Linked DNA regions of Homo sapiens: regions 1 and 3 are each linked to region 2. The links are chromatin loops, found by intact Hi-C in ENCODE. Cell type or tissue: K562. All regions are shown on one strand. Links, peaks and the distances in the headings refer to the core of each region. The heading gives the core; the rest is flanking DNA.

The links. Hi-C counts contacts between places; a loop is a spot of excess contacts. Peaks named below come from ENCODE experiments on the same cell type or tissue, not always from the same donor. Only the 100,000 strongest peaks of a DNase experiment are listed, where the experiment ranks them.
Region 1: it touches region 2 in a loop (14-fold over the local background); 18 of 110 quality-filtered maps call a loop at or near these places.
Region 3: a loop joins it to region 2, with 7 times the contacts of the local background. A loop is called at or near these places in 5 of 110 quality-filtered maps.

What each region holds. Positions count from the first base shown.
Region 1 is chr2:177,484,611-177,496,132 of GRCh38, forward strand. It overlaps AGPS (alkylglycerone phosphate synthase), which reads left to right. Exons shown (of 20, transcript NM_003659.4): 12 at 8,538-8,589. Among named protein-coding and RNA genes, the nearest start is that of IFT70B, 62 kb to the right of the region's middle. In K562, for the core only: a CTCF peak has its summit at 5,288 (motif pointing right); no DNase peak of the experiment used is centred there.
Region 2 is chr2:177,755,996-177,760,995 of GRCh38, forward strand. All of the region lies in intron 10 of PDE11A (phosphodiesterase 11A), which reads right to left. Among named protein-coding and RNA genes, the nearest start is that of PDE11A-AS1, 85 kb to the left of the region's middle. In K562, for the core only: a CTCF peak has its summit at 3,019; a DNase peak (open chromatin) is centred at 3,016.
Region 3 is chr2:177,634,695-177,639,694 of GRCh38, forward strand. The region is part of intron 19 of PDE11A (phosphodiesterase 11A); the gene reads right to left. Among named protein-coding and RNA genes, the nearest start is that of IFT70A, 18 kb to the left of the region's middle. RefSeq lists an enhancer at 455-534. In K562, for the core only: a CTCF peak has its summit at 2,135; DNase peaks (open chromatin) are centred at 337 and 4,807; H3K4me3 peaks cover 150 bases.

The DNA of each region.
Region 1 (11,522 bases), core at 2,671-7,670, 270 kb before region 2:
GCTGGGATTACAGTCGTGAGCCACCATGCCCAGCCACAAAAAGTGTTATTAAAGAATTGTAGTTCATGTCATTTCTTGTTCAAGTCTTGAATGACATAATTCTAATTCACCATTATTGCCTCTAATTTTATGAAAAAAAATATGAATGCCAAATTAGATTTTTCCTTTCTGAGACAGGGTCTCACTTTCTCATCCAGGCTGGAGTGCAGTGGCACAATCACAGCTCAACGCAGCCTCTCAATCTCCTGGATGCAGGTGATCCTACCACCTCAGCTTCCTGAATAGCTGGGACCATAGGCACACACCACTATACCTGGCTAATTTTTTTTTAAACTTTTGTAGAGATGGGATCTCCCTGTGTTCCCCAGGCTGGTCTTGAACTCCTGGACTCAAGCGATCCTCCAGTTTAGGCCTCCCAAAGTGTAGAGATTGCTGGCATGAGCCACCATGCCCGGCCCCAAATTAGATTTTTTAAAAAATTACAGAAGTTATAAAAGTAGTTTGGATTTGTATTTATTTTCAACAAAAGATCTCAGAGAGGTCGTGTTCAGTCTGTATTGACCAACTCTGCCCCTTCAATAATATCTCCCCTCTATAGAACACAGATTTAGTACACTCATAAAGCTTTTGATTAGATGTGTGCATATTTTGTTTTCTTGATGCTCCATCTACTTTTCCACACTGCAAATACTTACATGTAAATCTATCTTAAATTTCATTAATAAGAAGTGATGTACAAATGTATCAAAATACTAAGTTTATAATTTCATTACAATGGAAATGTTGATTTCCAACATTTCCGCCATAAATAGTTGGTGTAATCTGATACAGTTTTTATTACAATTCGATATGCCCCTGATAGAAAGTGACACAGAAGACCTACTTGTGCTATTGAAAAGCAAGTATGGAATTTTCCTTCATCCTTGCAGAAATCAGTGAAACTTGTCCTTTTACTCATTTAAAAAAATTCTTAGGATGTTCACCCAATGACTATAATCTAAATTCACTACACAAAACTATAGTGAGCCAGGTGCGGTGGCTCACATCTGTAATCCCAGCACTTTAAGAAGCTGAGGCAGGCAGATCACTTGAGCCCAGGAGTTTGAGACCAGTCTGGGCAACATGGCGAAACCCTGTCTCTATAAAAAATACAAAAATTAGCTGGGTATGGAGGCATGTGCCTGTAATCCTAGCTACTCTGGAGGCTGAGGTGAGAGGATCCATTGAGCCCAGGAGGTCGAGGCTGCTGTGAGTCGTGATCGTGCCACTGTACTTCAGCCTGGGCAACAGAGCAAGACCCTATCTCAAAAAACAAACAAAAAAAACTGTATTAGCTATATATCTTGGAACAAAATAAAGATAATGATTGATAGACAGTGCTACCATGTGGTTAAAAAAGCAGGTCGTAAAGAAAGGTCCTTTCTAGTCTATAGCTATGACAGTTCAGTTCTATGTACTTAATAATTGACAGTTTTTAGAAATACAAATATTATGGACTAGAAAGTTTGTCTTACTTGAAACTGATTTTAAAAGTCCAGATAGATAATATTCTATTCTCGAGCATTGCTCTTAATAATGGAGCAATTGCTAAGAGTAGTTACTGGGATTTGGATATCTAACAGTTTTGGAAACCTACATATTTTACTTCTATTATAATGCACATGTAGAGAGGCATTAATGTTTATCTTACCTGGAAATGGATAAAAGGTTTTATAATGGTTTAGGGAAAGTTGTATATTAGTTTGTAGAACATACAAGTCTCATATGTCAAGAGTGGTACAGTATTTGCTGCCTTCCTTTGTAATAGTGTTTTCAGGCAGAAAAATTGAAAAAATCAGGTTTTGGAACTAGTCATTGTTCAATTTGGGATTTGGAATTTCAGTTGATAGCAGGGGAATTAAGATCCATTAAAGTAGATGGTACATGGCTTATGATTGTGCCAAATTCTTGATTGAATAATGAATTGGTTGCTTGTAATTCTTCACTGTCATTTTATAGCACTTCCATCTTTGCAATATTTTCAGATTCAAGTTGCTTTTGAAATGGGAAACTGTAATTTTGGATAAATATCTTTTGGGAAAGAACATACATGACTGTTCACAAATAGCAAAGTGGGCTATATGTATATTTTTATTACTATTCTTACTGAAGGAAATAAATTAAGCAACCTTATACTAGCATTAGAAGGATTCTACTAAAGTCTCTCATCCGATCTTTGTCCATGTGAGCAAGTATCCTCTTTCAATACTTCACTGCCTTGTGAGAAGCTAGAAAGGAGGATTTAGTGGAAGATTAATGTGATTCTTTCTCATAAGTGGCAGTCCAGTATAATCTCCTCCTTTATTCAGTAGATGGGTAAATGATTTTTAAGACGTTCTCAGAAAATACATTTCCTGCTGTAGCCTATGAAGAGGAGGAAAATAATGTTTTTTAATCAGCATATCAGTGTTAGATATAACGTGTTATTATTCTCTAAAAGAGATAAATAAAATTGTTAGTTTGGAAATAACGATGTCTTTACAAGGTTAAAAGGAAAACCGAGTGTTAAAACAAGCTCAGAAGCAGTTTCTGAAGCTTGGGTTTTTTTTGTTTGTTTTCAATAAAAACTTAGGAGTAGTGCCCTATGGTATTTTGAGAGGAGCATTTATTCCAACAAGAGGAAAAACTGTATTTGGTATTGATTAGTACTCATTCCTCTCAAAACTCTTCTCAGTAAAACCTAGTTTCTTCGAACTAGGTTTTTAGAATTATAGATGAAAATGCAGCTTTTCTTCCCACTACCTTTTGATGGAGGGTAATTTTTCCTTCCTTCTATCACTTTTATTTTAAACAATTTTAAACTGATGAAGGTTTGGGGTTTTTTGTTTGTTTGTTTTAATGATTTTAGATTATAATTTGGGAAGACATAAATTTTATGAATTGTTCTGTTTTAAACTTAATTTATCTTGGAGGAGTTCAAATAAATTAGAAGGAGTCAGGTTTAGCACTTACCTTATAAAACACTTAAAACTTCTTTTTATTCAACAGTAATTCTTGGGAGTATTTATTACATAGAGAAACTGAAATTATTTTAAATCATTTTTTTTGTGTCATGCGTTTTTTTCTCTGAAGCAGAGAGAATAACCCTAGTCAAGTGTTTGGTTAATTGGATCATTTACTGTTTGATCCAGCAAAATTAAGACAGTTATGAGACATGTTCTCTACCAGAAGCCACTCAGAACAAGTTATTATACCTTTACTAAACTGAAAAACTATAAAGTTATAATTAGGAGACTGGCATTATCTTTTGGTCTTTTCCTTAATATAAGTGGAGGGCAATATTCACTCCCTATTATGTATTATTTTATTCTTTAAAACCAAGCAACAATTGACTTGTCAAAATAAAAAGTTCTTATTGTTTATCATACGGACTCCTAGCTGTAAGTCAGTATGTCATCTCTAAGATGACCAACCAGTAATAACTGTAGCCTTAAATAGTCTATCATTTCATCTGTGATACCAACTCTGACTTATTAGTTAGAAGAAGAATTTGTCTACATTTTAAGTTTTTATGTCCAGAAATTCACATTTAACAGATTATCTTTTTTTACATAGCCTTTTTTGAACTTTTTTTTTTTTTTGAGACGGATTCTCTCTCTGTCACCCAGGCTGGAGTGCAGTGGTGCCATCTCAGCTCACTGCAAGCTCCACCTCCCAGGTTCATGCCATTCTCCTGCCTCAGGCTCCTGAGTAGCTGGGACTACAGGCGCCCGCCACCACGCCCTGCTAATTTTGTTTTTGTATTTTTAGTAGAGACAGGGTTTCACCGTGTTAGCCAGGATTGTCTCGATTTCCTGACCTTGTGATCCACCTGCCTCAGCCTCCCAAAGTGCTGGGATTTGAACTTTTAAATTAATCAATTTTGTTGTGTGCCTTATTTGAGGTAGTGTGCTCTTAGCTTGATAACCAACATAATGCAATGGATAGTATGCAGTTATATGTGGTTCCTCACTTCTAGTGAGGATGTTGCATATTATGATAATTTTTTGTGCCCAAATTTTTGTATAGCACATGGAGTTTAGTATTGAAGCATTTGCTTCTGATACAACATGAGATTGATAGTCTATTTCCAAGGTAGTCTCTAGGCTCAAGAATTTGGGCTGTTCCAGAGTCTACATAGGATGTGGATTTACCCTTTGAGGAAACAAATGTTTTCAATCAAGTATAATTCATTCCTTAGCCATGGACCAGAGTTACATGGCTGCCATTCAATGCTTATACTTTTATAGTTTATCCTTATGACATTACGTTAGCAGAAACCCCTCAGACATGTGAAATATATGTTAATGTTGAATTTATTTTGCTGGTAACTAGTCTTTTAAGAGGTGCCTTCTCAAATATGTCTCATCTGAATTGCAAGTTCTGATTTTTTCTGTGACAAGTAAGAGCTATGACTTAGTTTTAGAAAAACCAGTTTTGCAGAATATTTTGATGTTTCTTTTTTTTTTTTTTTGAAACGGAGTCTCGCTCTATTGCCCAGGCTGGAGTGCAGTGGTGCGATCTCGGCTCACTGCAAGCTCCGCCTCCCGGGTTCATGCCATTCTTCTGCCTCAGCCTCCCCAGTAGCTGGGACTACAGGCGCCTGCCACCACACCAGACTAATTTTTTGTATTTTTAGTCGAGACAGGATTTCACTGTGTTAGCCAGGATGGTCTCGATCTCCTGACCTCGTGATCCGCCTGCCTCGGCCTCCCAAAGTGCTGGGATTACAGGCGTGAGCCACCGCGCCTGGCCAAGGAAATATTTTTAAATAAAATGATAGGATTGAGAAATATGTTGCTTTTTAAGTTAGTGCAGAGAGTACTAAGTAAATAAGACTAATCAGAATAGTTTTTACTATTCAGATTATGCAATCAAGTAAATTCCTGGTTGTAGCATCCCTAAAGGGAAGAAATTGCCAGCAATTTGACTAAGTCAGTCTTGTATCCATGTTGTGAAGTCATCGTGGTTATTTATTTCATTATTAAAGTACAAAAAGTATACTGATATTTCTGTATTAGTCCATATCAGGTTTCATATAGTTTCAGACTATTAAGTATAAAATATAGTTAGGTACAAGTTCGATGATTTGAGAGATTCTAGTAAGGGTACATTTATCGTAGCAGGAAAGAAATCAATTATTTCATTAGCTCAGTTTTAGTAAGCAATTTCTGTCTGAGTATTCTTGAATTCCCTGAATTTATCATTAACCCATCATTAAAATTTGTAAAAATATTCCCTCTCAGGTTAGTTTTGATCGCTTACCAGCAGGGGTCACTTTAACTCAAGGACCTTTTTCCCTCCTTTACAAAATCTGTGGAATACTCTCAGCCCTGCATTAGTAAATAACATGGGAGTGAATTTAGAGCTCAAATTCTCAGAACTTGTGCTGTCTCTGACTTTTGAAGGCAATCTTTTGTGGTTTTTTTAAACCTACCAAATTAGTTTTAAAGCAGTGGAAACATAACCTAATCTTAACTGTACATATAGTAACTCAAATTGATGTTGTTTTTTAAGAATAGTAACATTATTTTGATCTCTTGATTATAGAACCTTCCATTTAATTAACTGTAGTGGTAACTTTTAATTATTTGAATTATAAGAAATGTTTTCAGCTTTATATATTTAGAATGATGTGCAGTGATTTACAAATATCAATTACCAGGAGATCATAAACCAACCTAGATGCTATTTTTGAGTGCTTTACTTATATAAGCATTTAGTTATGACAATAACTGAAAAACTCTACTGACTTTTTAAAAATCTGGTACTATTGAAGTATGAGACTTTAAAACCGTTGGTTTGAATTAGATAATTTCAAAAAAGTCCATGTTAAAATAATTTAATATCTAAAATTAAAAAAATTCTTTAGCTTATTAGTTCTGTTTTGATAGTGTTTGTCTGTTACCATCTACTATTCCTCCTTGATACTAATAGGAATACTGGATAGCTAGCTTATGTGACTTGATTATCAAGTTAAAAATCACACTCAATATAATTGAATATTAGTTGCTATATGATACAGCAGTTGCCCAGGAGCTTTCTTGCCTTTTTTCCAGCTTTTTAATTTGAAAATTTTAAGCATACAGAAAATTTGAAAGACTGGTACAGTGATCACCTGTCTATCCACTTCATATATTCAACAATAATTAAGTTTTTGCTCTGTTTAACATGTACGTGTATATGTTTTTTGGACCATTTGAAATTAAGTTGCAGACTTTTTTTTTTTTTTTTTTTTTTTTTAAAGACAGAGTTTTGCTTTTGTTGCCCAGGCTGGAGTGCAGTGGTGCAATCTCGGCTCACTGCAACCTCCGCCTCCTAGGTTCAAGTGATTCTCCTGCCTCAGCCTCCCAAGTAGCTGGGATTACAGGCATGCACCACCACGGCTGGGTAATACTGTATTTTTAGTAGAGATGGGGTTTCACCATGTTGGTCAGGCTGGTCTCGAACTCCTGACCTCTGGTGATCCACCGCCTCAGCCTCCCAAAATGCTGAGATTATAGGTGTGAGCCGCCATACCCAGCCTAGGTTGCAGACTTTACAGCACTTAACCTAAATACATCAGCACCGTCTCCTAAAGACGGAATAGTGTTCTTCTTTATAACTACAATACCATTTTCATGTCTAAGAAAATCAGTAGGAATTTTTTTTTTTTTGAGACAGAGTCTCGCTCTGTCGCCCAGCAGGCTGGAGTGCAGTGGTTCACTGCAACCTCTTCCTCCTGGGTTCAAGCAATTCCCCTGTCTCAGCCTCCTGAGTAGCTGGGACTACAGGTGTGTGCCACCATGTCTGACTAATTTCTTTTTTTTTTTTTTTTTTTGTATTTTTAGTAGAGATGGGGTTTCACCATGTTGGCCAGGCTGGTCTTGAACTCCTGACCTCGGGCAGTCTGCCTCCCTTGGCTTCCCAAAGTGCTGGGATTACAGGTGTGAGCCACTGCGCCTGGCCAATCAACAGTAATTTGTTAATGCCATCTAATATTCATTATATAAGATTATTCCAGTTATCTCCAAGATATGTTTTATGAATAGTGTTTGCAAACCAAGATTTAATCAAGACTTGCATATTTTAATTGTTTTAAAGATTAAATACCCATAGAAATTTACTACACTAAATGTAATATACTTTCCTTCCCCCCCCCCCCCTTTTTTTTCATTTTGTTTTGTTTTGTTTTTGAGACAAGGTCTTGCACTGTTGCCCAGGCTGGAGTGCAGTGGCACAATCTTCGCTCACTGCAAACTCTGCTTCCCAGGTTCAAGTGATTCTCATGCCTCAGCCTCCCAAGTAGCTGGGATTATAGGTGTATACCACCACGCCCAGTTAATTTTTGTGTTTTTAGTAGAGACAAGCTTTTGCCATGTTGGTCACGCTGGTCTTGAGCTCCTGTCCTAAAGTGATTTGCCCACCTCAGCCTCACAAAGTGCTAGGATTGCAAGTGTGAGCCACTGCACCCATCCCCTCCCATTTTCTGATATATGTGTACTTACGTGAATTGTTTTCATTAATAATACTTGCCATTGATAAAGGTGCGGTAGAATGTGGTTGTTAGCAGGAGATGGAATTTACAAGTTGCTGGTAGGAACTTAAAATGTTTTTGTTATGAATGACAGAGTGGCTGTTACTGTCTCATATTTTACTTATGTGCTTAAGCTAGAATATATAAATATATATGTTATATGTATATTCTACTTATGAAGAAAAGAAATTTGGTCTAATCAGGCTTTGTATATTTTATTAGAAGTCAATGTGCCCACTTTATGAAAAACATTTCAGATTTGTAAACGTGAAGAAAACTGATTTTCCTTTAGTATTTTTGGAAACTGGTAACGTTTTTAGAAGTATCAACCCAACTACAAAGATACTCTTATGCCAATATTTGAAATTACTCAGGTAGTACATTTCTTTAACATTTTTAAACTATTATACATTTAATAAGACTACAAAATAGAAAATAACATAGTTTTAATGTAATTTTTGTTTGGAATATGATAAAGCTGTGTGTGCATGTGTCTGTGTTTTAAGTGATTTTTGGAGGCTGTGTGGTTTGCCTGAAATAGTGCTCATCTAAAAGTCAGAATGTCTTCATCTTCTACCTTTACTGTGGATAAAATACAGTATAGTTCATAAAATGGCATAATACTTGAGGCACTGGATTTTAGTTTTAGAAACATCTTTGTTCTAAAATAATCCACTTTGGGGTCTGGTATTTCTTTTAGGATATTCTCATATGTCTTTGCCAGACATTAGGCAGCTTTTTCTGCTGATAAATTTAAAATCTGTTAACTTATGTTTGTATTTATTTATCTATATCTGTAGATTTCTTCTCTCCAAATATTTTATAGAAGTCATTGATATTTGTCTTCATAAAAGTATATGAAAAGTTAACTTTTTTTCCTCTGTAAATCCTTAGGAACTAAGCTCTTGATCTCTTAAATATAGAAAGATAATATTCACATTCTACCTGTCTAGCTTCTTACTGTATTAAATTTGTATCACTTTTTTTTTTCTTTTTAAAACAGAGATGTGCTCCGGCATCTATTCGCCTCATGGACAACAAGCAGTTTCAGTTTGGTAAGTAAGGAGTGGTAATTTTAAAATGTCATTTAGCCACAGAAATTTATGAAACATCAGTAGGAAGAGTACGGAGTGCAGAGGTAGAAAGAACGTCAGTCTTGCCTTTCAGGAAGATGTCAGTCTAATGAAGATAGACAATTACATAAATGAGTGAGGGTAGCAGTGTTGGAGGGCCTGTGAAAGAAGACTGCACTGGATACCATGGGCTGCAAATGAAGGAATTGATTCTTCTTGATTTTGCTTGAGGATAAAGAGTCAGAAAAGGCTTTTATAAGAGAGATGCTTGAGCTAAATCTTCAAAGGTGAATATAAGTTTGCCTAGATGTCTCTTCTTCTTCTCAACCAGACTTCTTCACTTGGCAGCAAAAATGTGAAGGTGTGAAACTCAATGATGTGTGTTAGGGGACTTCAAATTGTTCTATGTGGCTCAAATAGAGGGTGGGGTTAGAGTTGTTACATGAGATAAAGTTGGTTGGGTGGGCTAGGGCTTTGCAGGATAGATTTGGATTTTGTCTTGTCAGCAGTGGGATTTCTTTGAAGAATAAAATCAATCAACTTTACATCTTAGCTCATTCTGGCAGCATTGTGCAGGATAGATTAGAAGGGTACATGCATGGAGGAGAGACACTAGGAGATGAAACAGCTCAAGAAGCAAAGTTTGAGGGCTTTGAGCATGGCAGCAGCAATGGAGATAGAGAACGGATGATAGATTTTCAGAAAATCAGTTTGCTAACTGGATGTGGAAGGCTAAATAAAAGGAGGAGTTGAAGACAACACCTAGACTGATTTGATTGGGTAGATTAAATAACATAGAAGAATGGGTGGTGGTCTTGGGAAAAAGATATGATAATGGGTTGTAGTTATATTGTGAAATTTACTTTGGGATTTAAGTTTATAGAATTTAAATACCCTCAAAACAATTCCTAAAATCATGAGAGTGATCGTTCAGTAATAAATACTAAAGGCAAAGATAGGCAGGCTTTTGTCATGTCTAAAAGTAAGCTGAGATTTTAATTTAGGGAAGCATGGTTATAGTTACATAGAAACTTAACTAAAGTCAGGTTCGTAACATATTAAGAGTTTTAAAATTACATTCTTCTAAGTTAGTCATAATTGTTTATTTCTTTAAGTAAATTACTTTCAAAATACTATACTACTGACAAAAGTTTAAGATAAATATGTTCTATAAGTAATGAAATACTTAAATCAAGTGAAAAACCACTTGTGTGTTTTGGCCTGCATTTAAAGATCTAGGTCTTAAAGAGAGCCATGCATCTAATTAATAAGACTGTGTTATTCGTTTATATGTTATTGTTGTTGTAAACAATGTTAGACCTAGGCATTTGTAAAATTAGTTATGATTTGGCCATACTTATTTATAATTGGAGTCCATAACAATTTAAAGTGAAGGTTTAAAGAAAGTCTTCCTGTCATCCCTCTTCCATGTTCTCATTACTATACCTGAAAACATACTTACTTGCTCCCCTCTAGCTTGCTCCTGTCTGTGGTATTATAGGTTCTACCTTCTCTAGTCTTTACTGTGTCTCCCCTCTCTCTGCCCTTTACTTAGCCACCAAAGTGATCCTTTTGAAATACAGATCTGATCATGCTTTTTGGCTGTCTATATAACCTTTTTTATTTCTCAATTTTAATTGAAGCCTTTACATTAATATATCCTGCCATGGCTTCATGATCAAGCAAAAGAGGAAATAATGCTTAGCACAACAAAAGGTGCCCCAGACCCTGCACTAACCGTATGGCTGATTGGTCGGTGTTTATACCACATTGGTTGTTAACAAAGCACATGCCATATTATTAGTTGTTAATATTTTTAATATAATCTCTACTTCAGGTACAACTCTTAATACATTATATTGACATTATCTAATTTTAGTATATTGAAATGATATATATCATTGTGTATATTGAAATAATCCAAAGATGTCCTCTATAAACCAAAGTTTCTCGAATTTAGGGTATGTTTCTTAGTCATTTTTCTATCACCTGCACTTATCACGTAATAGGCATTTATATGTTGATTCAATTAATCATCAAATTGGCAAGGGGGTGAACAAATCCTAGATGGCATAGTGCTGATTACATTGTCAATAGCACACTTTATAAAATTCTATTCATGACTGTTCGTCAGAGTGGTATCCCCACTTTACAAATGACTCAAAGACTCATTATTTTGACTACGGTCCACAAATCATACGTGGTAGAGCTAGGGATGAACCCAGATTTGTCTGACTACAAAGCCCAGGAGTTTTTGCACTGTCTGTAACCACTGCTTTAAAATATAGATAATTAATAAATCCTGTTAAATGACACGATTAACATTGAAATAACAGAAAATTCACTGATCAAACTGTCCAGCTAGTAAATTTGGAAGTGAGTTTAATATTTTAAAAAACCACAATAGCAGCTGGGTGCAGTGCCTCACGCCTGTAATCCCAGCACTTTGGGAGGCCAAGGCAGGCGGATCACCTGAAGTCAGGAGTTTGAGACTAGCCTGGCCAACATGGTGAAACCCTGTCTCTACTAAAAAAAAAAAAAAATACAAAAATTAGCTGGGCATGTTGGCGAGCACCTGTAGTCCCAGCTACTCGGGAGGCTGAGGCAGGAGAATTGCTTGAACCGGGGAGGCAGAGGTTGCTGTGAGCCGAGATCACACCACTACTCTCCAGCCTGGGTGACACAGTGAGACTCTGTCTCAAAAAAAAAAAAAAAAAAAAACAAACCCACAATAGCTAGAATATATTTAAAATGTAATTATATTGTTAGGCAACATATTTAAGAAAAAGTAAAAGATAATATTATCTAGTTGATACTAATGCTTGACCCACCTAAAAGTCAGTATCACTTTTACAATAATTTATTCTTCAAAGCTATCATGTCACCTTAGTATCACAGATGTATGTGAGTAATTC
Region 2 (5,000 bases), core at 1-5,000:
CACTACGCTCTCATTTGTAACACTTCCTGGGAAGACTTTGGGCTTTTACATACTATATAGAGGAAGGAGATTTTACATCTGGGACCTTGGGGCCATTTCAACCCTGCCTTCCCACTAATGAATTTACCACACAATAAGAGAAAGAGTTCCTGTTGGGAGAGAAGCTTGTTTGCACCCCAGGTCAGACAGGGCCACTGCTAACACTAGAATAGTGGGCCCCTGGTCTTTCAGGGGTTATCAAAATAACCAGCTTTTGCCCTCACACACAACTCCTCAGAGAACCGGAGTAAAGCTGTTTTCAAGAAGACCACTGATGGTTTAAAAGATATTTCAGGCAGAAGCATAAATTTCTTCATGGTTTTAAAGGGAAAGAAATTCCCTTTAAATTCATATTGGAGAAATGTCATCACAGAAAGCCTCTCACTCTCTTCTCGTTCATTTCTGAATTCTAAATCTTTTCTGTTGGTGGTGAGGGGAAGAGTAAAAAGTGGTTTTCCTCAAAAGCCAGCTTCAGTGGTTTACGGAGTTGTTTGACAAACTTAAGCCCAAGTGTTGAGGACGGCCACCTGTTCCCACAGAAATCACAAAGCTTGGTTTTCACAGAACTCGTCTCCATCTCCAGGAAGGCCAGAGGTGAATTATAGTATGTGTTAGGAAAATGAACCTAGTAGCAAGAGGAATGGGATCACTCAGCACAGGAATTGTTTGAAATTTGCCCTTTGGAGAAAATAAGTGCTGTTAGCGCCCACAAACATGTCCCTTGAAGTTGATATTCTAGAATGTTGAAGGCTAAGGAATCATACCTGCTCAAGCAATGGGGCTGGATTACTTTTCAAACTATGTAACCTTAAAACAAACAAACGAACACATAAACAAACCAAAACATTCTTAGCAAGGTCTGTTGAAACCTGAACCCATCTATCGAGAAAGTAAACCAAGATTATTCAAGGGCTCACAATCAGACGATAAGGAGGGTCAAGCCAAGACGAGAAGAATCTCAAACAAAACGCATTCCATGACATTTCAAAAAGGATCTTACAAATTCAGCATGCCCACCCATATCTCAATTTCTTAATGTGTGCAATGTAGTTACCTGGGCGTTTCTCTTTGTACCTCAGTTTTATCATCTGTAAAATAAGAAAAATAATAGTAGGGTTTTTGTGAAGACTAAATAAATTAATACAGGTAAGGCACCAAAAACTGGCCTGGCAGCTGGTAAAATGTTCAGTAAATGTTTATTTTCCAGATGACTGTCACATGGAGTAGACTGAGCATATACTGGGGCCCAAGAAAAGGGCCTCAGCAGCATGAACCAAGGTCTCCAAACTGGCAGTGTAACATCTCTCTTAGCTGCCTGATCCTTAAATGGGATAGAGCCGCTGATGCCTCCTTCAGAGGCTTGCTGTTAACATTCAATGAAATAAGAGCTATGAAAGCACTTAGAATCAGCAAAAATGCTGTGGTTATCATAGCATTTGTCTTAGTGAACAGCAATATTTGAAAATGTATAATGATTGGTATCATGTTATCCTACAGAAAGCCCAGGAAATGTATTTTAAAGTCCGTCCACTTGTAGATGCTTAACAACAGAACAGTATTTAAGCCTCTTATCCCTGGATAGGTTGAACAGAGCCTCGCTGTAAGTTCTTACCAGCCCTTCTCAGACTCTCACCTTTCGTGGGTGTGGATTTGATTATAGTGAGTGTAAAGAAGTACCTGTGGATGCTGCTCTGGGAAGGCTTTCAGAGCCAGTATGAGGCCAGATGCTGGGGCCCCCAGCCTGGGGGGATGAGGTGAAATCTGTTTTGAACTTAGATCCCTTCTACCATGTGGTCTTATAGAAACGATTCTAGAGTTTTCTGTTACAGTGGGACTGTAACAGACTTGCAGTTTTTATTAAAATTCTGACTTGTTCACAGCCTAATTCCTTTTAGTCTCAATGAAATGCTTTAGGCCCTGGATGGAAACATCATCCTGAATTACATGACAGTCTTAGAATATTCTCTGTGGAGGCAAGGCACGGTGGCTCACTCCTGTAATCCTGTAATCCCAGCACTTTCGGAGGCCGAAGTGGGTGGATCACAAGGTCAGGAGATCGAGACCATCCTGGCTAACACGGTGAAACCCCATCTCTACTAAAAAAAAAAAAAAATTAGCCAGGCATGGTGGCAGGCGCCTGTAGTCCCAGCTACTCGGGAGGCTGAGGCAGGAGAATAGCATGAACCCGGGATGCGGAGCTTGCAGTGAGCCGAGATGGCGCCATTGCACTCCAGCCTGGGTGAGAGTGCAAGACTCCGTCTCAAAAAAAAAAAAAAAAAAAAAAAGAATATTCAAAGAACATTCTCTGTGGCTATCAAATCCAAAGACAGAAAAATCCTGCACAGATGTTGTGTATTGACTATAGATGTTCTGATATCTGGCTAAGGTGGTGTCTTTGTGAACGTTATGAATTGCTTCTAGGGAAGCGAAAAGCACCTCAACAGAGCTACCATTTCACCAACATGCAGTATTCTGGGGAAAAGGAAGAGAAGGAGTGCCTGATGGCTCTATCAGCTCTGGCAAGGAAATGAATGCATTGAAGGAATAGAGTGCAGGCACACAGACAGCGAGGCTCAAATCTCCTGGCTGCATGCATGCTGCAATTACACACCACAATAAAAAGAATTAATGTAGCATCTGACCTGCTGACCTCCAGATGCCTACTGCACCACCTCATCAACAATCCCCAGACCTCCACGGTGCCTCCTTGGCCACCCGCCGGCTGCCTCACTGGGATACAGCAAGCACAAGGGCCTTACACAGGCTTTGTTCTTAAGGCTAAACCAAAGGGGAGAGTCCCCCAGTCCCTCCACCTCGTGCCTGGGCAAATGAATAAGCTGTCCATGTCACTAACATATTCCAGGTCATGCGTACACACAAACATTATTATATCTCGATATTACTTTTAAATTACTGTCTCTGGGGTTTTAGCCATTTTCCTAGAAATGTGGCTCAGCAAATCCTTACGTGGAGCAAGGATGGCACCCAGTGGCCAAAGTGCTTCATCTCAGACCCTGTTTTCTCAGGGATTTTCCATTTGCTTCTCTCTTTGGAGACAATGAATTGCCATGAGATCCTTTTGTAAAGCCAGAGTTGAAACTCCAAATCATATGACTATCCCGTTAAGTTGGAGCACGTGCACACACACACACACACACACACACACACGCACACACAAATGGAAACAGTATCAGGAGCTAATTCAGAATAGCTAAAATTTCTGAAAAATCTTTAAAATTTACCTTGAGAGTTTTATGTTAAAATCATCATATTTCAGATGTGCAGATTACCATCCATGATGTTCCCAATATCAAGTATCACTATAGGAAATATTATAAAAAATGCAAGCCCAGTCTCACATTCTTCACTTCATATTCCCCCAAATAGTCTCTAGTTCATAAGTGCTCATGCCTTAAACATAAGACTTTATCACCTGACAAGTGCTTTATCATGAAACTGATGTTTGCAATCTCATATCCTTGTTATCTTTCGTACAAGGTACTTGGCAGGCCTGGAGAGCACAGGATAATAGAGTGGGACTACTCTTTTTCCTTTGAGCTTTCCAGATGTCAAGAGATTTTGATACAGCTAGATAGCCAATCAGACTGTAAGGAAGACAGGCGAGATGTCAGAATAATGAACCATATACTCTCTTGCTAAGAATGATGCAATGTCTCCATAATGTTTCTGTTTCCAATTTCCTTAGGTTCCCAAGTAATCTAAAACCCCAGGGCAAAAAGTCACATGGATAGTACAACCACAATACAAAAAGAAGTTTCTAATAAAACAACATTACGTATTAATTGCCCAAAGAGTACCATAAACAGTCTTACTAAAAGTCAATATGTTGAGTTCAGCCAACAATTCTGTCTTTCTCAGACGTCATTACCATTCATGCTTATTTGACCCCCAAAATGTCAAAATGCCACCAAGATTTCAAGAATAATAGCTGAATCAAAAGAAATGACTTAAAAATGAAACTCCATGACATTGCTTCCATTTTCCTACTCCGCCACTTGAAGAACAGCATTGTCTTCAGGAACAGACAAAACATTGCAGAAGAAAAACCAAAGCAGAGGGGTTCCATTTTTCTTGCTGGTTCTTTGATCCTTAGTTGCCTTCTACATAAAATGGAGATATGCTAACCCTGCCCTCACCAAGACTTTGTGAGCCTCAAGTGAGATAATGGACATGTACCTGTTTTTATACACTGCAATTTCTTAGTACTTAAGACATTTTTCTTATTTAAACATTTATAGGTAGCATTAGTGTATAGTTTTTATACTGATGAGATTGAGACTCTTGTTTTACCCACGTAATCACACATCTTCCTCATGAGTATTATTATATTATATTACCTTTCAAATATAATATAGTCATGGGGGCTTTGGAAATTACTTATATGTAATTAAATCAAGCTGAGCTATCTTGAACAGAGCTTGAATTAAAAAATTTGAGTATGCGAAAATCATAAAAACCCCTAAATGTTTTGTCAACATTTATGTTGTTTTATGTTTTATTTTCCCCTTTCTTCCTAGAGATAAATTTTATAGGTTCATAAAATTATAGCATTTTTTAGCTAGAGATGGCTTTGTTTTGCAGATGAGGAAACCTGGAGCCTAGAAATTGAAATTAACCAAAAGGTCTGGTGGTTACTTTGTCTTTTTATACACTTGCTTGCTCTTGTCTTACTGTGTCCATGGTCTTACAAAGACTGTTAAAAGGGCAGATCTGGCTACAGAGACTGCAGAAAACCCTTCAGCCAGACATTGTCTCCTAACTTCCTATTTCATAGGGTGTCTTGAGACCAAGAGAATTATGATTCACAAACACTTAAAAGATTTTGGATGAATCCATTTCCAAATGAGGAAAAATAGGAAGAACAGCCAAACCAGAGCATGATTTCAAAAACAGGAAAGACAGACTATAGAACTATATAAAATAGTAAATACAAATACAAA
Region 3 (5,000 bases), core at 1-5,000, 120 kb before region 2:
TCTTACACTCTTAATTTGTTACAGAAATGCAGTTAGCTGAGAGAATATGGAACTATTAAAATACTAGTAAAGCAAGGGTTTATCCACGAACCTAAATTCCAAGGCTTATGGTGATTATGTGTAGTGAGTCATCAGCAAGAGAATTGCTTCTAGTATTTAAAAGTTTCTTATCAAGTGATACGGGATGGGTTCTGTGAGAATGCTATTGTCTAGTTTGACTTGCTCCTCAGTGAAAGAGAAGGGGGGAAACTTAGCACCCATCTGATCACTCTCCATATACACACGGAGGAACTCTAAAGGTTATGTATGCGGCTGCATCAGCCTCAAGACACCTGACTCTCCTCTGTGGCATCCCTGCTGCGTGACCACACAGCTACCGTTGAAACCCTTTCAGAGGCAGTGCGTGCACAACCTCCCAGGGGAGTCCATTTAGTTTTTGATTGTTCTGTTTTTAAAATGTTGTTCCTTTATGTTGGACTGAAATCTATACCCCTGTAACTTCTACCTAATGGTTCTAATCCTTAGGGTGCTCTTTCTTTAAACCAGAATTTTCTTTAGTAGTGTAGGACTGATAACTCAGGTTTTGTTTCAAGTGTAGGTTAGAGTTGATGCTGACCTAAAAACCCTATTTGGGATGCAGTGCTTCTCCCTTGGGGCAACCTTTTTGACATCACTGGGGCCCCATGTTCCTTCCAGTTCCCTCCTGGCCCATCGCAGACAGGACCTCGGATACTTGCCCCACTATGGGACACAGCCTGGGCATCTGGTCATCTAGGTGGCCAAGGGACCCCACTTATTTCCTGATTTCATTCACACTCCACTGTTGAGTTCTCTTGTGACCAGCATATACAGTTTATTCCGTATTTTATTTATGTTTTGAATAAGGAACACATTCACATAGTTCCATGGATACAAAACGGTACAAAGGTGCAATATAAAATCTCCGTTCTACTATTTCCCAGACACTCAGTTTCCTCCCCTAGAGGCAACAGATGTTTTCAGTGTCTTGAGTAGATAATCAAGAAAAATTTTCTGAATGTGTAAGAACATAAATATATTTGCCCCTTTTTACAAATGGTAGTACACCATACAGAGGGATCTGCACTTTGCCTTTTATTCTTAATATATCTTGGGAAAAACTCATATCACTACAAAATTAGATTTCCTCATTTTTTATGGCTATCTAGTATTCCACTGCTGTCAAAATTTGTTTAACCAGTTCCTTTTTGATGGAACCCAAACATTGTTTATATTTGGCCATTACAAATAATGCTGTAATGGATATCCCTGTACATAGCCTCTCCATAGGTGTGAAGTTTATCAGAGAGTCAAATTCTAGAATGGGTATTGCTGGGTGAAAGGGAATGTGTATTTGCGTTTTGGTAGATATTACTGAATCAACAAATATAATTTTACTTAAGATATATAGCAGGATTTTTATAATAGCCATACTAACAAAAGAGAGGGAACAGAAACCATAGCTACTGTTTAGATTAAGGCCTTGGAAAGATAGTGTGAGGGTGGGTAGAGCTAAGAAGGATACACAAATCTAGAATTTGATCCCTCTCTTCTCTGTATACTCCAGATGCTAATTTCTACACAGTACACTTGGTATCACTGAAGCATCATAATCATGTTGTCCAGAAGGTTTTGATTTTACTCCCTCTCTGAAAGAAACTCCCCAAATGGTACTTGAATCTACTGAAATCTCTTACAGCATATCAATCATTTTTGACCAGTTACAGGTGTTTTCAGTGTGTTTCATGGACTCTTACTGTCATTAGCAAACTTTTACTGAATGCTTAGTTGGAGTCAGACTGTAATAAGTGCTTAACACTGTCATATAATTTTCTCAGGAACTTTATGAAATGGTTACTATTATTATCCTCTTTATATATATATAATTAAGAAAAACCAAGGCCTGGATGAAGAACTCACTCGTGGTCATTCACTTGGTAAGTGAAGAACTGAAACTGCAGGGTTTCTCTACCTCAGTACTATTGATGTTTTGGGTTAGATAATTCTTTATGGTGGGGGCTGTCTTTTGCATTATAGAATGCTCTAGAAGCCAGTAGCATCCCTCCCCAAAGTTGTGACCACCAAAAATGTCTCCAGATATTGCCAGATGTCCTCTGGGGAGCAGCATCTTCCCAGTTAAGAACCACTGCTCTGCTGCCTCTAAGCATTATCTCGTCTCCATCAGGTCTTCAATGAACTCAGCTTCCCCTCAAATAGAAGGAGGAATAAAAGTAACTAGCTACAGTCTGAACCCCAGCAGCATCTCTGGTAGCAGAGAAGGAAAGACTTCTTCTTGGGCCAAATACATACTCTTCCTCACCTCCTTTTTCTGAAGACATTTAGGAAGGAGAAATAAGAGGAGTTTCTATATATTGAATGTTCACTGTGCTGGGCTAGGGCCGGGGCCTAAAGGCCATTATCTCATAAAATCTCCACAGCAGTCCCACGAAGTAGGTACTTTTATCATCTTCACTTTATAGATAAGGAAATTGAGGTTCACTTAGGTTAAGTGCCTTGTCCATGGTCATATAATGAGAGATGGAGCCAGGATGTTTACCTAAGTCTTTCTGACTCTAATGCATTGTGTAAAAAATTCCTTCCCTAGAGAACTAATCCTTCGCCACTCAGCTCACATTCTGTCTTCTCTGTGAAGTCTTCTCTGGTCTTCTGGTATGGAACCAGAACTCTCCTTCCTTAGGCATGCCTGTAGCACACTCTCCATCTCTCCAATTCTATCTATCGCACTGAAAAGGTATTTGCATTTTTTTGCAGTTCTTCAAAGATCCTGTTCTGGATTGTGTTTTTGTCTCTTTGTACTTGTCTTTTTTCCCCCTTCTGGGTCCTTTTAAGCCAAGTTTTAAAAGTGCTGGTTTTCAGCAATTTGATTCTCATGTGCATTGCTGTAGTGTCCTTCATGTGTCTTCTGCTTGGCTTCATTGAGAATCTTGGTTCTGTACATTTATTTCCACCATCCTGTCTTCAGCTATGTTTTACATCTGTCTTTTCCCTCTGGGACTCTAATCATACATATTTAGCCATTGGCATTGTCTCACAGCTCAAATGATGCTCTGCTCATTTCTCTTCCATCTTTTCTATATCATTTTGGATAGTTTCTGTTGCGTCACTGAGTTTTTCTTTTGCAGGGCTTAATCTGCTATGGATCTCATCTACTATACATATATATATATACATATATACATATATACACATACATATATACATATATACATATATACACATACATATATACGTATATATATACACGTGTATATATATATATATATATTTTTTTTTTTTTTTTTTTTGAGATGGAGTCTCGCTCTGTCACCCAGGCTGGAGTGCAGTGGCGCGATCTCCGCTCACTGCAAGCTCCGCCTCCCAGGTTCACGCCATTCTCCTGCCTCAGCCTCCTGAGTAGCTGGAACTACAGGTGCCCGCCACCGTGCCCGGCTAATTTTTTGTGTTTTTAGTAGAGACAGGGTTTCACCGTGTTAGCCAGGATGGTCTCGATCTCCTGACCTTGTGATCCACCTGCCTCGCCCTCCCAAAGTGCTGGGATTATAGGCGTGAGCCACCGCGCCCAGCCTACTATATTTTTTTTACCTCAAAAATTAGCGTTTTCTTTTCTAGAAGTTTGATTTGGGTCTTTTTAATATCTTCCATGACCCCTTAATCATGCTCAATCTTTCCTCTACCCTCTGAAATATCTAAGTATAATAACTATCTTAATGTCTTTTTCTACCAAGTCTATGATCTATATAATCTCTGAATTTGTATTGATTGATTTTTCTAATTATTATGGGTCAGATGTTTTTGCTTCTTTGCATGCTTGATAATTCTTGATGAATATCAGACATTGTAAAGTTTATATTGTTGGGTGATGGATTTTTTTTCCTTTGCTTTAAGCCTTCTTCAGTTTTGTTCTGGAATATAGTCAGGTTATTTGGAAATAATTCAATCCCTTTGAGGCTTGCTTTTCAGCTGCGCAAGCTGGGTCCAAAGCAGCCTTTTTTTTTGTGGAGGGCTAATTTGCTCCCACTACTGATGCAATACCCTTCTGAGAACTGCATCCAATGCCTCATGTATTTCAAGGCTTTTCTTGGGTACTCTAGCTGGCAGGAGCATGGACTATTTTCCCCAGGCTGTGTGACCTCTGTGGATCACTTTACTTGCTCCTTTTTGCTTCAGCCTCAGTAGTTTCCTCACATGGATATGATGAACATCACTAACCTGAAGACTCAAAGTGGCCCTCTGCAGATCTCTGGGCTTTTTCTGTGCAGTCCTCTCTTCTCTCTTACTCTTCCCTGGGAACTGTAACCTCTTTGGCCTCCCTAGACTCCTAGCTCTGCCTCCTTAACTCAGCAAGATCACTGGGCTCTGCCTGGATTCCCCCTGCCTGTGCCGTGGCCTAGAAATTCTATCCAGGCCACAAGCTGGAACAGTTGTAGGACTCACTTCATTCATTCCCCTTACTCAGGAACCACTGTATTATGTTGTCTGTTGCCCATTGTCTGAAAAGTGTTGTTTCATATATTTTTCAGGTTTTGGGGTTTTGTTGTTGTTGTTGTTTTGTTTTGTTTTGGCCCGTTACTCAACCATGGCTAGTAGTAGAGGTCCCTTATCACTGGTTTTAAAAACTCTGTCTTGCTTAGTATCCCACAAGCTCAGAGAGACAGTGGAAACAAGGCCTTTTATCTTTGTATCTTCAACATCTGGCACAGTGACCCCAGGAAGCAGCAGCCTCTCCTCCATTCTTCCCCATAGAACAGTGGCAGGAAGAAGGGTTAAGGCTAGGACAGCTGCCAGTGGCTGAGAGTGGGGTTAGGATGTTCTGACCTGCTACAAAATCCTGCTGTAAAAACACATCTAGAATGAGCCACTTGGGAAATGGATATATTTTCTCTTATTACCATTATTCCTGGGCCTTTGTTTTTATCAGTTTGCCAACCTGCTAGGAGCCAGATCCTGGCCTTTGTGTTTCT